Regions from separate parts of the Homo sapiens genome. Here region 1 is linked to region 2. The links are chromatin loops, found by intact Hi-C in ENCODE. Cell type or tissue: MCF 10A. All regions are shown on one strand. Links, peaks and the distances in the headings refer to the core of each region. The heading gives the core; the rest is flanking DNA. Region 1 overlaps INVS (inversin). Region 2 overlaps ERP44 (endoplasmic reticulum protein 44).

What was found. A loop is a pair of places that touch in the nucleus more often than their neighbours do. Peaks named below come from ENCODE experiments on the same cell type or tissue, not always from the same donor. Only the 100,000 strongest peaks of a DNase experiment are listed, where the experiment ranks them.
Region 1: it touches region 2 in a loop (6-fold over the local background); 4 of 110 quality-filtered maps call a loop at or near these places.

Annotation. Positions count from the first base shown.
Region 1 is chr9:100,108,965-100,113,368 of GRCh38, reverse strand. All of the region lies in intron 2 of INVS (inversin), which reads right to left. Among named protein-coding and RNA genes, the nearest start is that of INVS, 12 kb to the right of the region's middle. In MCF 10A, for the core only: no CTCF peak of the experiment used is centred there; a DNase peak (open chromatin) is centred at 1,908.
Region 2 is chr9:100,026,242-100,030,645 of GRCh38, reverse strand. The region is part of intron 4 of ERP44 (endoplasmic reticulum protein 44); the gene reads left to right. LOC105376176 (a long non-coding RNA gene) reads right to left here. Exons shown (of 3, transcript XR_001746547.2): 3 at 1-4,404. Among named protein-coding and RNA genes, the nearest start is that of ERP44, 71 kb to the left of the region's middle. In MCF 10A, for the core only: a CTCF peak has its summit at 2,335 (motif pointing left); a DNase peak (open chromatin) is centred at 2,335.

The sequences.
Region 1 (4,404 bases), core at 286-4,285, 83 kb before region 2:
CAGATGTATTCAGGTTGTGTGTAACTCCTAGAGGAGGCAGATATTCTTTTTCAGAACTTTTTTGAAGATGGAGGCAAATTTTGCATTGGATTCAACACATATAATAACAGAAGCCCTTATGCACAAGACTCTGTGTAGTACAACAGTATATTCTTTGTACTAGAGCCTTCAATATCTAATCTAGAAGATTCCAAAGATTCTATCACTGTATTTATAGATAAAGATTTATTTAAACTGAAACTCATTAACAGAACTAAAATGTAGTATAAGAGCATGTTCCTTTTATCAGTTTGAGTCCTTCTGGAGTCAGTGATACTTATAGAGAATATGCCATAATGAGACTAGTCTCTAGTTGTCTTTCATGATTAAAGGGCAGTCTCTACTGGCATCTTGTTAGGTTAAGCAAAGATAGTAGTAGCTAGTATTAGCAAGATAACAGTAATTCATTTACACTTTCTGCCTAGAGAGACATTCCTCCTTAGAAGCTTTAGTAAAGGAGAGGATTAGGAACTATGGTCACAAGAGTAAGTGCTGAGAAACAGAGGCCATCTCACATTCTGGGATAATCCTAACTCGAGCTTATCCAACCTGTGGCCTGTGGGCCACATGTAGCCCAGGAAGGCTTTTAATGCTGCCCAACACAAATTTATAATTTTTCTTAAAACATTATGAGATTTTTTTTTTTGCGATTTTTTTTTTTTTTAGCTCATCAGCTATTGTTAGTGTTAGTGTATTTTATGTGTAGCCCAAGACAATTCTTCTTCCAATACCCAGGAAAGCCAAAAGCTTGAACACCCCTGTCCTAATTGATTAGGCTCCTCAGGGTCAAAGCAGAGTCAGCATCATGGGGTTAATAGGCAACTCACCTTCAAGGACACAGAACTTTAGGTCAATCCTGTCATCTTCCTAAGTCTTATATAAGATACAGGGAAACTTCAAGCCTTCTCTTTGTTCCCTGACATACATTGTTTCTTTGTAACCGATATATGTATTTCCCAGAAGAGAAGATGTTATTGGGTTATGTCACCACAATCCAATATTTTGTGCCTATAAGGCAAAATTTGTCTATTTGAGGAAATTGAAAGTATATATCCCCCGGCTGGGCGTGGTGGCTCATGCCTGTAATCCCAGCACTTTGGGAGGCTGAGGCGGGTGGATCACCTGAGGTCAGGAGTTCGAGACCAGTCTGGCCAACATAGCAAAACCCTGTCTCTACTAAAAATACAAAAATTAGCTGAGCATGGTGGCATGTACCTGTGGTCCCAGGTACTCGGGAGGCTGAAGCAGGAGAATCACTTGAACCCGGAAGGCAGAGATTGCACCACTGCACTCCAGCCTGGGTGACAGAGTGAGACTCTGTCTCAAAAAAAGAAAGAAAGAAAGAAAGAAAGTATATATCCCCTAAATGATTAGAAAAAGCAGCATTCAACCTCACTTAGGTCCTGTCTTGAGTAGCTCTAGGGGGACAGTGGCTTCATGGCTAGTTTCTGAATAATGAGGGTACCATTAGGTTCTGGGCTTCCTGGCCAGTAACTGAGCGAGGTCTGTGCCTTTATCTATCCACCCTACTCTCTTCCTTAGTTTCCTCACTTATAACATTCAGCTAATACTTGTCCAATCTACACCGCAACTTGTTTGATGATCCAATAAAACAATGTATTGTTTGGAAATATTTGGTAATTGTAACATGTTGTACAAACGTAGAGCTTATGATGTAAACTAATATTCACTGGATGGCAGTGCATTTAAATTTGCATTCCTGTCAGGAACAGTTAATATAGAAAGCAGCTGGCTACTGTGCTGTGTTGTGCTAATTATTCTGGCAACTGTGGAGATGGCCTCTAATCCATGACCAATTGGTGCTTGCTCAACGTGGCTGGCATTCTGCCTGTGCTCTGTCTCAACACAGTCCAGAAAGCTGAGCTGGAAGCATGACTGGAAAGCCACTGCTCTACCGCATTCAGTTATTTTAAGGCTTGTGGAAGCATAAGAGTACATATGGTTAATGGGCTGGTATGTGCAGAAACCAGAGCGCCAACTCTAGCAGTTAGAGGAAATGACTGTCACTTGCAGTTATAGTTGTGCTAGTCCGCACAATAGCTACAGCAACACAATGCCCAATACAAGTAACAAGAGTAGTCTCTATTTGTATCTTATTTGCTTGTTCTAAAATGTTATATTTGCATGGCATCCAAGATGTATTTATTTCATCTGATTTCACCCACTTCTTACTTTACATATTTTATACTGTTACAATCTTGGGAAGGCATTTTGCTGTCATTAAAAAATCTCTGCTTATTGTTATAGAGTGACAACATGGGAACAATGGAAAGAACATAGGATTCATCATCAGATAATTTGGTTTGAGGCTCAACTTTGCCAGTTATTAACTGTGCAACTAAATTTCTCAACTTCTGAGTCTCAGTGTCCTAACATGCAAAATGAGAATAATAATAACATGAGACATACTGTATTTTGAGAGGACTTGAGATTTTATAAAATATTTCTATAACTTATAATTTGTGCAGGTATGTTAAAATATCATTTTCACTCACTGCTATTTCAAAATTATCATAGCTGTAAGACTTGCCCCAACACCTTGCTATTTAATACATTCATAAAAAATTATGGCAGAATATTGTTATGTCTCAACTTAAAAATATTTGATATTTCAATATAACTGGTTTCCTTTGTAATCCTCTATATTGCATTTCAGCTCTTAAAAATATACATATATTTTTGTTCTGAGGAGTCCAGAAGCTTACCAGATTGCCAGAAGGGCCCATAGCACAAAAATGTTAAGAAAAATCCCATCTAGATAATCATTCATTTCATCATGCAAGGTTCACACCTAATCGGTTCTTTCTTTCTTATCTTTCTCATTCCTATTTATTTATACATATGAAAGTGCACGTGTGTACAAAAATATCTACCCATACATTGAGGTCCCATACTTTAGCAGTTAAAAGAATGGACTCTGGAATCAGACTTCTTGGCTTTAATCTCAGTTCTGATACTTCTTAGACAAGTTACTTAACCTCTCTGCATCTCAATTTCCTTATTTAAAAATGAGGGTAATACTAATACCCCAAACTCTTCATATTATTTCACTGTTAAGTTAATGAGTTGCCAAACAATACAGTGGCTGGCACATAAAACATAACTTTATAAATGTTAGCTAATTTTATTACTATTGTTAGGATGGATGCATAAACATTTAAGTATATTTATAAACACATTTGCATGTAGGCAAGCATTTTAAAAACATTTAATGACTCTAGCTTTTAAGGTAGGGATTGAGGTAAGGGAAGAAGTAACCTGAAATAGTACCTCTACTCTGTCATTTATGAGGCTCACTTCCGTATCTAAATACTGTGTCAGAAGATGTTAAAAACAAGTAGAGGCCGGGCGCAGTGGCTCAGGCTTGTAATCCCAGCACTTCGGGAGGCCGAGGCGGGCGGATCACTTGAGGTCGGGAGTTCGAGACCAGCCTGACCAACATGGAGAAACCCCGTCTCTACTAAAAATACAACAAATTAGCCGGGCATGGTGGCACATGCCTGTAATCCCAGTTACTTGGGAGGCTGAGGCAGGAGAATCACTTGAACCAGGGAGGCAGAGGTTGTGGTGAGCCGAGATCACGCCATTGCACTCCAGCCTGGGCAACAAGAGTGAAACTCCATCTCAAAAATAAATAAATAAATAAACAAGTAGAGGAAATGATTTAGAGAGATTATGCTGCTCAGAACATGGACAGTGAAACAAAAGTTGTAGTAGAATCAGAATGGTGCTTCCTGGTCACGATACCACTGCAAGCGACCTCAAATATTATTGGCAGTAATGACAACATTGATCATTACACACCATGCATATTTACAAATTATTTTGTTTAGTTTTCACAAAAAACCCACAATATTAATCTTTGTTGCATTTAGTGCTCTTTCATATTGAGACATCTGAAGCTATGAAAAACTTGATTATTTTAGTCTAAGCTGACATAACAATAACAGTAATAGGATATTAACTTATTGTCTACTATGTGTCAAGTACCATGCTAGATATTTTACTGTCATTATTTCATTTAACTCTCACACAAGTGAAATATTATAATCTATAGTTTACGGATGAGGAAACTGAGGCTTAAAAATTAAATGGCTTAGCCAAGATATTACTACTAATAAATAACAGTTAGAACTTAAAACTCAGGTTTATCTGACTCTAAAATCTATACTTTTTTCTACCAATACTACACTGTATAGTATTAAAATGAATCTACTAAATTCTGTTCTCAATTACATTTCTAGTATTCATTCAAATTATTTGAGTTTGGTGTTAAGAGAAAAAGCTAAATATCTATAAATGAGAACCATAGCATATTCAGATTTTACTATGTATGTTTATATT
Region 2 (4,404 bases), core at 210-4,209:
AATCCAAAGAGAATAGTGGTTAACTCCCCATAATGCCAAATCCATTCATAGCTGAGAGGAACTTTACTGAGTGGGGCCTCTAACTCCCTAAATTTTAGGAAGTATTCTAACCATCCTAAGCTGGGCCTTGAACCCAAGTTCCACCAGATGTCCTTGCCTTTTATTAAGAGGGGCCTTTAACCCACTCTTTTTTAGGAGACACTCTAACTCCCCTCAGTTGGGCCTCTAACCCAATCCCATCCTTTACCCGGATACCCCACTACTTACCCAGAGTTGGCCATTTGGTGCTGCAGTCTGTTTCCTTTTGGGTTGGGGGTTTCCTCAATATCGTCCCTCCATGGTTCACCAGGAGGATATTACCAGAAAGGAGTCCTGATCCAGACCCCTAGAGAAGATTCTTGGATCTCAAGAAAGAATTTGATGTGAATCCATAGAGTAAAGTGAAAGCAAGTTTATTAGGAAAGTAAGGGAATAAAAGAATGGCTACTCCATAGGCAGAGCAGCCCTGAGTTGTATTTTATTGTGTATATGTACCACATTTTCTTTTTTCTTTGTTTTTGAGACTGAGTCTCGCTCTGTTGCCAGGCTGGAGTGCAGTGGCATGATCTCGGCTTACTGCAACCTCTGCCTTCTGGGTTCAAGTGATTCTCCCGCCTCAGCCTCCTGAGTAGCTGGAACTACAGGTGCGCACCACCACGCCCGGCTAATTTTTGTATTTTTAGTAGAGACGGGGTTTCGCCATGTTGGCCAGGATGGTCTCAATCTCTTGACCTCATGATCTGCCCGCCTCGGTCTCCCAAAGTGCTGGGATTACAGGCATGAGCCACCGCACCCGGCCCCACATTTTCTTTATCCATTCATCTGTTGATGGCCACTTAGGTTGATTTCATATTTTGACTATTGTAAATAGTGCTGCAGTAAACACGGTGGTGCAGATATGTCCTTGCTATACTGATTTCCTTTTCTTTGGATAAATACACAGTAATGGAATTGCTAGATCATGTGGTAGTTCTATTTTTAGGTTTTGAGGAACCTCCATTTTGTCTTCCATAGTGGCTGTGCTACGTTACTGTCTCATCAACAACATGTGAATGTTTCCCTTTCTCCAAATCCTCTGCAGTATTAATTATTTTCACATTTTTGTTAATAGCCATTCTAACTGGGGTGAAATGATATCTCATTGTGGTTTCGATTTGTATGTAACCACATGATTAGTGAAACTGACAATTTTTTTTCACATGCTTTTTGGCCATTTGTATGTCTTTTGAGAAATGTTTGTTGAGATGCCATGTCCTTTTTAAAATAGGATTTTGTTGTCGTTGTTGTTGCTTGTATATTCTGGATGTTAATCCCTTATCAGATGATTAGTTTACAGATATTTCCACTAATTCTCAGGTTGCCTCTTCACTCTGTTGAGTGTTTCCCTTGCCCTACAGAAGCTTTTTAGTTTGATAAAATCCCATTTGTCTATTTTTGCTTTTTTTTTTGCCTGTGCATTTAAAGCAGTATCCATAAAAATCTTTGCACAGACCAATGTGCTAAAGCATTTCCCCTATGTTTTCTTCTACTGGTTTTATAGTTTCGGGTCTTAGATTTATGTCTTTAATCCATCTTGAGTTGATTTTTGTTTATGGTGAGAGATAGGGACACTTAGAATTTTTTTATACCTATTGTGAAAACTATTTTAGACTCAGAAATAGATTTTAAAAATTCTGTCATTATTGTGTGTGCCTTAAAAGGAAAATAAATTTGTTCAAGTTATTCTGAAACTAGAGTCTGACTCTTGTGCATCATTTCTCAACTGAGTCGAGTTTTTTGTTTTTGTTTTTGTTTTTTTACACAGTATTGGCCTCCATGCCATTAAGAGTATTGGTAATGCTCTACTCTCTCTAGGAATTTCTTCCAAGCTGCTAAAACCCATTCTGCAAGTATTGATGCTATCACTTTACTATTTGACTAACCTCAGAGTTTATTTTTTCTGAATTGAAATATATCTCTGCTAGTTAAGCAACTTTTCTTCAAAGTTACCAAAATATAAGCCAAAATGTTAATAGTGGTTTTCTCCAGTGGTGGTTGGAAGTGGTTCTTGTTTTCTTCTTTGTAACTGTCTGCTTTCCAAAATTTCGAAACACACATAGACACACATGTACACATGCATGTACATATGCACACAATTAAAACATGGCCTTGCTTCAACTTGCTTCACATCTTATCTTCTGCAGTCTTATCATTTGGGGAATTCAGGAGCGTAATTCATTATTCTCCTTGGTGGTCATGCTTGCTGCCTTGAATCTAGAAAGTCCCATCAGTCAGCCCCTGGTGGGACCAGGTTCTCTGCTGACCTCCAGTGGCCTTAGGCTGTATGGCACTAAGCAAGAGGCATTCATATGCTTGCTGGTCAGTGCAGAACAGACCCACACTTGTGTTTTTAGGAAAGTACTTTGTAATTGTCCTTGATTAGGTAGCACATGCACCCATATACCTGAGTTACTCTTACCTGTCTTCCAGTGCAACTCGAACCTTACTTATTGGAAATTGAGAAGCTTTTTATAGGAACTATATATAAATATCATAGTAAGAACAAGAAAATATGAAGTGAAGACTTTATGTGCATAGAACAGAATTTGGATGAGCAGTTAAGCCTGAGTTCTGAGTGAACTTCTAGGCTTTGCTTATTAGTTTTCTGTTGAGGTATTTTGTTTTGTTTTTTGGGGATGTTTGTCTTTTTGGGGTTTTTTTGTTTGTTTTGAGGGGTGCAGTTTGGGAATGGGAAGAAGTACATAGGCAGCAGTGGTCCTTCTCCTGGAACCAGAAGAACAATAAGACTTTCCTGTTGAAATGATCTGCCTCTTTGTATTTTCTGCCATGGATAACCATTGCAGGGAGAGACGTTGCTGAAACGAGTATGAGGCAATTTCCCCATTTGGAACCCTGCTGGGTATTAGTGAGGCAGGCAGGCAGGACCCATCAAGGAAAAGTAAGTGACCATTGGAGCAAAAATATATGCTAATTTTCCAATCAGTGAGCTGTTAACCTTCTGGGATTTATAATTCCTCTGACATCCATTTTAACATTTGATCTATCCAGTTAATTTTAAAAACCCATTTATTATACCCCTTAAGTCATTTTTTGTTATATTGTCAAAGTGTCACATTCTAATTATCTTAAAATCACTTTTGGCCAAAGCTTGTAAAATAAAAAAAAAAGCATTATGTCTGAGATTACTGATCAATGTAATTTTAAGGTTTTTGCTTCTTAATAATTAAACGCCACTGCATTATGCAGCATACCTGCTGCCAGGATGTTGTTTGAGAATGAAGCAAATGAATATCTAATCCCATAATAGTTTTCAAATATTTTAAATCTTTTTCTCTCTGTAACCAGAATTTTAAAGCAACCTAAAGATTGTAATGTTTGTTAATAGACTCTTGTGATTTTTGCCACAACTATTACAGTACTAGTCTCCCTGGTTCTCTACTACTTCCAGGTGAATTTTTTGAAAGCCCAGCTCTACAGCTCAGTGGCTGCTTATCACAACACTGGATAAAATTCAAACTCCATCAGCTTAGTGCTTAAGACCCTCTAGAGTCCGTCTCTAACCTTATTTATTCTACTCCTGGTTTATGCATACTTGCTGTTAGCACACTACTTTCTCATTGCGCCCCCTAATTCATCAAGTTTAGAAAGTTGAAAGCATTATATTGTCTCCTATAGTGCATCTTGCTGTCCATTTTCATACTGATACTTAGGACACAGGTGGAAAATATATGTTTTGTATTAGACTAGTTTCTTTGCTTCTGAGTCCATCTCATATCCTCTCTGCCAGATCCTTTGGGTATTAAAAAGTCTTAGGGTATTAAAAAAGATTACTTGACTTCTTGTTGACAAAGTAGGCACCAGCTAGGCTAGTTTACCTTTATTAACATTGAATATTGGACCTAAATGAAACCTACTAGGAATATTTTACTTTCACAGGGTTTCATATTATTGAATTTTAGTTTAAAACATTTTTATTATTACTGATTTTTTGCCAGTATGAAAGACAAAATGTTATCTGGGAGTTTTAATTTGTAACTTTCTGATTACAACTGAACATATGTAATAGTTTATTGGCAATCTGTGTTTCTTTCATAAACTGATAGCTTTAACTCACTTATCTTTTTGGTAGTCTTTTTTTAGTTCATTCTTTTTATATTCTGAATATTAATCAGTTGTCTCTAGTACATGTCACAAGTACCTTTCTTCCTGTCTGTCTTAAAAATTCGTGTTTTTCTTTTAATGTCTAGATGCTTCCTAATCTTTGTGGCTTCAAAATCTGGCAAATGTCTTGGCTGCATGTGGTCTTGATACAGGGTTGCAGGTCCTTTCCAAAGTAGACGTTGTCTCCTAAGTACCAGGAGGCCA